2 separate regions of the Mus musculus genome follow, and region 2 is linked to region 1. The links are chromatin loops, found by intact Hi-C in ENCODE. Cell type or tissue: gastrocnemius. All regions are shown on one strand. Each heading gives the region's core, and the rest is flanking DNA. Links, peaks and the distances in the headings are about the cores only. Region 1 holds the start of Lgi4 (leucine-rich repeat LGI family, member 4). Region 2 has its middle 9.9 kb from the start of Gm10640.

The links. Peaks named below come from ENCODE experiments on the same cell type or tissue, not always from the same donor. Only the 100,000 strongest peaks of a DNase experiment are listed, where the experiment ranks them.
Region 2: a loop joins it to region 1, with 3 times the contacts of the local background. A loop is called at or near these places in 10 of 42 quality-filtered maps.

Annotation. Positions count from the first base shown.
Region 1 is chr7:31,057,963-31,060,869 of GRCm38, reverse strand. Lgi4 (leucine-rich repeat LGI family, member 4) reads right to left here and starts at 935. Exons shown (of 9, transcript NM_144556.2): 1 at 680-935; 2 at 248-319. The coding sequence starts at 849. In gastrocnemius, for the core only: a CTCF peak has its summit at 1,627 (motif pointing left); DNase peaks (open chromatin) are centred at 311, 666 and 1,579; H3K4me3 peaks cover 1,276 bases; H3K27ac peaks cover 2,385 bases.
Region 2 is chr7:31,170,760-31,173,666 of GRCm38, reverse strand. No RefSeq gene overlaps it. Among named protein-coding and RNA genes, the nearest start is that of Gm10640, 9.9 kb to the right of the region's middle. In gastrocnemius, for the core only: a CTCF peak has its summit at 1,230 (motif pointing right); a DNase peak (open chromatin) is centred at 1,153.

The DNA.
Region 1 (2,907 bases), core at 267-2,766:
TACGTGCACACACCCCACACACATGTATGCATACGCACCACACACATGAGTGCACGCATATACACACATGTGCACACACACATGCATGAGCACAACACACCCCAAAATACATGCAACACACACCATACACATGCACGCACGTGTACACACACACACAAGTGCATGCATGCACACAGCCTCCCATCCCCAGGCAAGAAAACCTATTCTCTTAAGCAGTGTGTTGTGAGCCCAGCCAGGCCACACTCACAGCAGGTGCAATGACGGCATCTTTAAGAAGCTGCCAGCCTTCAGCCGGGAGACCCCCATCCTGACGAGAGAGCTGGGGACACGATCAGAGATTAGTGAGCAGAAAAAAAAAAACATTCCAATTCTCCTCTCTCAAATCAGAGGCCTTGGCTGCTCTGGAGGCCTTGGCCTGCCATGTTGGCCTGGGGTGTCTCCTATTCCCCCCTACACATGTGGCCAAGGTCCCTGGCAGCATCCAGCCCCTGGATAAGTGCTGCCACTGCTCCCCCTTGCCTTCGGGAACCCCCCCCCCAACCTGCACCTTTCCAAATCTTTCAGACAGGCTGGAATTCTTTGGTGTCCAAGATTCTGAGAGACCTTGGCACCCCACCCCAAATCCTGGAGTCTCAGGTCTCCTCCCTCCCTTTCGGCCCACATAGGGCCTGGCACTCACAGTGACAGGAGCGTGGTGGAGAAGCTCTCAGGCAGCTCGGGGGAGCCCTCACACAGGGTGTTCTCCTTGGAGCAGGAGCAGTGTGGAGGGCACTTTCCTTTGGGGGGACTCCAGGCCACTCCTGCCCCAGCCCAAGCCAACAGGAACAACAAGATGCCCGCCCCTCCCATGCCCCTGCCCCAGCCCAGGCTCCCTCTGTCCCCACACTGCCAGACCCAAATCACTACATCTCCGTGGGATGCCTCTCGATCTTGCTACTGACCAGGCTGTCCTGTGGCTGGCTGGCCTTGTTCCCTCCTCCAGCCTGTGCCTCTCTTCCTGTATCTGGAGTGTGCGATTTTCTATCAATATCTTTCTCTCCCTATCTTTCTATTATTCTATTTCCCATCCTCTGTGATCTCTGCCTTTCTGTCTTTGTCTCTCTGGTTTGACCTTTAGGTCTCTGGGGTGTGTGTGTGTGTGTGTGTGTGTGTGTGTGATGGTCTGTCTGTCTGACTGTCCTAACTCTCACTTCCCTTCCCTGTTTCAAGTTTCCAGTACTTTCTGGGTGTCCTCCCACACTGATCTCACTTGCTGTGGCCTGGGATGTGCCTAGCAGAAGGGTAGGAAGGAGGAGGTCAGAGGCCATCAGAAGAAAAGGCCCAGGAAAAGAATTGAATGGCCTTTGAGGGGGCGGGGCTGCCAAGGCTGCCACCCTAGGCACTTCCAACCAACCCCCTCATCAGAGTCCCCACTCAACCCCAGTTGGGGAGAGTGGGAAGGATGTCCCCAGGGTGGAGACCAGATGGCTCTGCAGACTGCAGATGGGAGGGCTAAGAGGAGAAGCCACTGGGGGATGGGGGATATCCTAGCTGTTCCTGGCCAGCCCCTTCTCTTGGAGGGTGTGGTCCACCCACTCACCAAAGCACCACCAGGCCAGCACCAGGCCAGCTGCTCCCCCTGGTGGTCACCATCGGTAGGACAGCTGCCCTGCCCCAAAGCCAGACCTCCTCCAGAAGATCCCTTGTAATTAACTCTATGAAATCCAAGACTGGATACAAACACTAATGCCACCTCTCTCTTCCACATCAAATCTATCGAGCTTCGTCCTAAAGCTTCAATGTCGTTCTCATGACTAACTTACAGCCCCAGGACGTTGGCTCAGGGCCCCTCCGTATTGTTCTGTGTCCTCTCCTTGGAGGTTGGAATTCAAGGATTTGTGGATAACTGGGTGTTTTCATCCTTTTAGAAACTAAGACAGATTCCCTCTGTCTGGTTTTTTATGTTTTTTTTTCTTTTCTTTTTTTTTTTGTTTTTTGTTGTTGTTGTTTTTTTTTTTTTTTTGGTTTGTTTGTTTGTTTGTTTTTTCAAGACAAGGTTTCTCTGTATAACCCTGGCTGTCCTGGAACTCACTTTGTAGACCAGGCTGGCCTCGAACTCAGAAATCCGCCTGCCTCTACCTCCCGAGTGCTGGGATTAAAGGCATGCACCACCATAGCCCGGTCAGTTTCCCTCTGTTAAACAAGAAAAATTTGTAACTCACACATAACTCACCTAACATCCTGGTCCTTCCCATGCCCCTGTGTTTGTTTGTTTGTTTGTTTGCTTGTTTGTTTTTTATTGTTCTTTTTCTTGCTTGTTTGCTTTTGAGATTGGTCCGTGATTCATTTTGTAGCCCAAGCAGCCCTCAAGCTCAAGGTTCTCCTAGCTTAGCCTCGTAAGTGCTGGATGACATGCCACCACATTCGACTGTGTGCCAGGTTTTCTGTGTGTTAGCCCACTGATGTCACAACAACCTTGTGAGGTGGGGTGTTGCCATCCCTGATTTACAATCCTGGCTCCTAAAATGGGGCAAACTGAGGCATGAGACACATGATCAGCTTCATAGGGCCTGTCGGTTCTAGCTCAGTAGGAGCGGCAGCTTCATTGCCTGGAGTTAAAAGGCTGAGGAACAGGTAGCCTCTTGCCATTGAAGTGCTGTCGGAGGACAGCAGCCAAACAGATCTGGGGTCCTGCCCTGTCCTGTGTTGCCTCAGTAGAGTTACTTAGTCTCTCTGGTCCTCAGTTTCCCCATTTGTCAGTGGGATAATTCATACTATTCATCCATCCCCAGACTGAAGAGAGGACTCAGTGAGGGAACAAAACAGCTTTGAGGATCAGTCAGGTTTGGGGCCAACTTTTTTTTAGGCAGGATTTCATGTAACTCAGGCTGGCCTTGAGCTTGGTACATAGTCAAGGGTGACCTTGAT
Region 2 (2,907 bases), core at 193-2,692, 110 kb before region 1:
AATTTTCTTCTTCTTTCCTCCTCCTCCTCCCCCTCCTTCTTGTTTCTTCTTTCTTCTTCCTCTTCTTCCTCCTTCTCTCTCTTCCCCCCTATCCATCCCCCTCATCGTCCCCCTTCTCTGCCTTCTTTTCTACTTTGCTTTTTTTGAGTCAAGTTTTCTCTGTGTAGCCCTAGCTATCCTGGAACTCTCTCTGTAGACCAGGCTGGCCTTGAACTCAGAGATCTGCCTGCCTCTGCTTCCTAAGTGCTGGGATTAAAGGTGTGTGTCCCCGACACTCAGTGGAAAGTTTTCTTTTAGCTTTTATGTTGTTGTTTATTTGTTCTTGTTTTTAACTTATTGTTCTATTTTTTCTCTTTCTTGAAATTTATACATCAGTGTTGTTCTCTTTTCTGTGATTATCCATGTTTAGTGTTTAGTCTAAGACCCTTCCTGTTTGTGTAACATTTATAGATAATGTATCATTTACTAGTTTAATTTTTTTTAAAAAATTTTATTGATTGTGAACTTCACATCATGCACCCAATCCAACTCATCTCCCCATTCCTCTATCTCAGCCATTCTATCCTCTTGCAACCTTCCCCCAAAAGAAAACAAAAATTAAAAACAAAAAAAAACAAACAAACAAACAAAAAACCCTCACTACAAGGAAGCTACAGTGTATCACACAACACACCCTTTCCCCCAAACATCTTTACTTGCAAATGATCATTGCAGTGAGTCATCAGTCTGGTTTGAGTCCTCTGGATTCTGCTACTCCATTCTGGATCTTCCCTGGAACTCCTCTGGGATAGCCTGTTGCCCTGTATCATGGAGATCCTGTAGCTTTGGATCGCCACCACTCCAACAGTTCATAGATGGGGTAGATGTGGGGTGGCCAACTCAGAGCCTTGGATCTGGGCCCTGGGCCCCAGTGGTAGCTGAGTTGTTCAGCCACCAGCTTTCTTGCACTGGAGTCACCAAGGTCAGCTCTCCCTTTTGCCCAGGCGAGGGGCCTGACCATGTCTCCAGTGGGACAAGACCAGCTGGCCTGAGCTCACACCCTTGGAGCAGGTTCTCTTACCCCCATGCCACCAGGGTCAGCTCTACCACAATGCCCAGGTGAGGGGCGAGGGCCATTCTTCTGAGTGCTGCAACAATAAAGAAACAGGAAGTTTTCTTCTTTAAAAAATTAAAATTATTTTTGTTTGTGTACTTGTATCCACACAAGTGCAGGTACCTACAAAGGACAGAAGGGGGCGCCAGATCCCCTGGACCTGGAGTTATAAGGCTGTGAGCCACCTGATGTGGGTGCAAAACACTGAACACCAATATTCTGCCAGAGCAGCAAGTGTTCTAAATCACAGAGTGTGCTCTCTCTCTCTCTCTCTCTCTCTCTCTCTCTCTCTCTCTCTCTCTCTCTCTCTCTCTCTCTCCAGCTATTTGCCAGTTTAAGGAAGTACTCCTCTGTTTCTAGTTTCCTGAGTGATTTTATTCAAGTATCCATGTGGGAACTGTCTAGATTTTTTTTCATCTTTTTATCTGTTAATAAGTTGGTATATATTATTAACTTGTTATATCAAGCCATCCTTATATTCCTAACACAAATTGGTCTGCAAACTTCAGTTCACTAATATTTTTTCTATTGTGTGCATCTATGTTTATGAATTTAATATTTCACACAATGAAAACTGACAAATTTGTCAAACTTTGATATCATGGTAGCATTGATAGGGGTAAGAGGGGCACTGGCTGTTATCCTAAGTGGCAACCGGAACAAAGGAAAGACTAGGTCCCAAAACCCTGAACACAATAGGAGCTGTTTGAAGCCACAATGATGACCCAAGCTCAGATGGCCTCAGCACATCAGCAGAAAGCAGCGGCTCCAAAGAGCAAAACATTGTAGCAGTTACCAATGCAAAGGTAACCAGAACATGACTGGGGGAAGCAGAAACTACTTCAAACTCTAGTGTGAACTGTCTTGTGGTGCCCTTCCCATGGTGGAGTACCTTTTCCTACAATTGCTTTAGCGGGAAGAGCAACCAAGCCACTGACCAGGTTGGAAAGGCTTTTGGCAGCCTGGCATGTGCCCTTGTCTCTCCAGGTTTGACATCTCTGTCCTGATTGGCTTCATTCTACACCTCATTTGCATGCACACACCCAGAGAATCAGGGCACACTGGCTCTTTATAACAAGGTGTATAGGCTTCTCATCAGCAGAGTCCTCCAATGGAAAACTGCCTTCAAGACTAGCAAGAAGTACAGGGGAATGCCAGGGCCAAGATGCGGGAGTGGGTGGGTAGGGAAGCAGGGTGGGGGAGGGTATAGGGAACTTTCAGGATAGCATTTGAAATGTATATAAAGAAAATATCTAATAAAAAATAAAATAAAAAAAGACTAGCAAGAAGATGGGCAAGCTGGCACATGCCTTTTATCCCAGCACTTGGGTGTCAGAGGTGGTCAAATTTGAGGGTTCAAGGCTAGCCTGGTTTATATAGTGAGTTCTGGTGCAGCCAAGCTAGCTAGAGAGACCTTGTCTCATACCAGAAAAAGGAAATGTAGTAGGAGACAGCCTACTCCTGTAGAGTCAAACTCAGGAGGCGTTTGCCTCTGGCAGGGAACTCACTGAGGTTCCAACTACTCCAGCCTCCAAGACACACCCTGTGGACAACAGTCAAGGAGACCCAGTCCTGCCTCAGCCTCTGCACTTCCACCACAGAAGAGAATCCGTTCCTGCCATGGTCCCCTAACCAGGAATCACCACGCAAACCATACAAACCCTGATCTTAGTTAAGCAAGAATAGTTTATTGAACGCCCATCCTAATACTGGTCAGACTAAGGACATAGCTCAGAATTATCTAAACTATGACAGCAGATATGCAGATATCTTTTTCTGTCAGCTGTATAAATAAACACACACACGCGCGCACA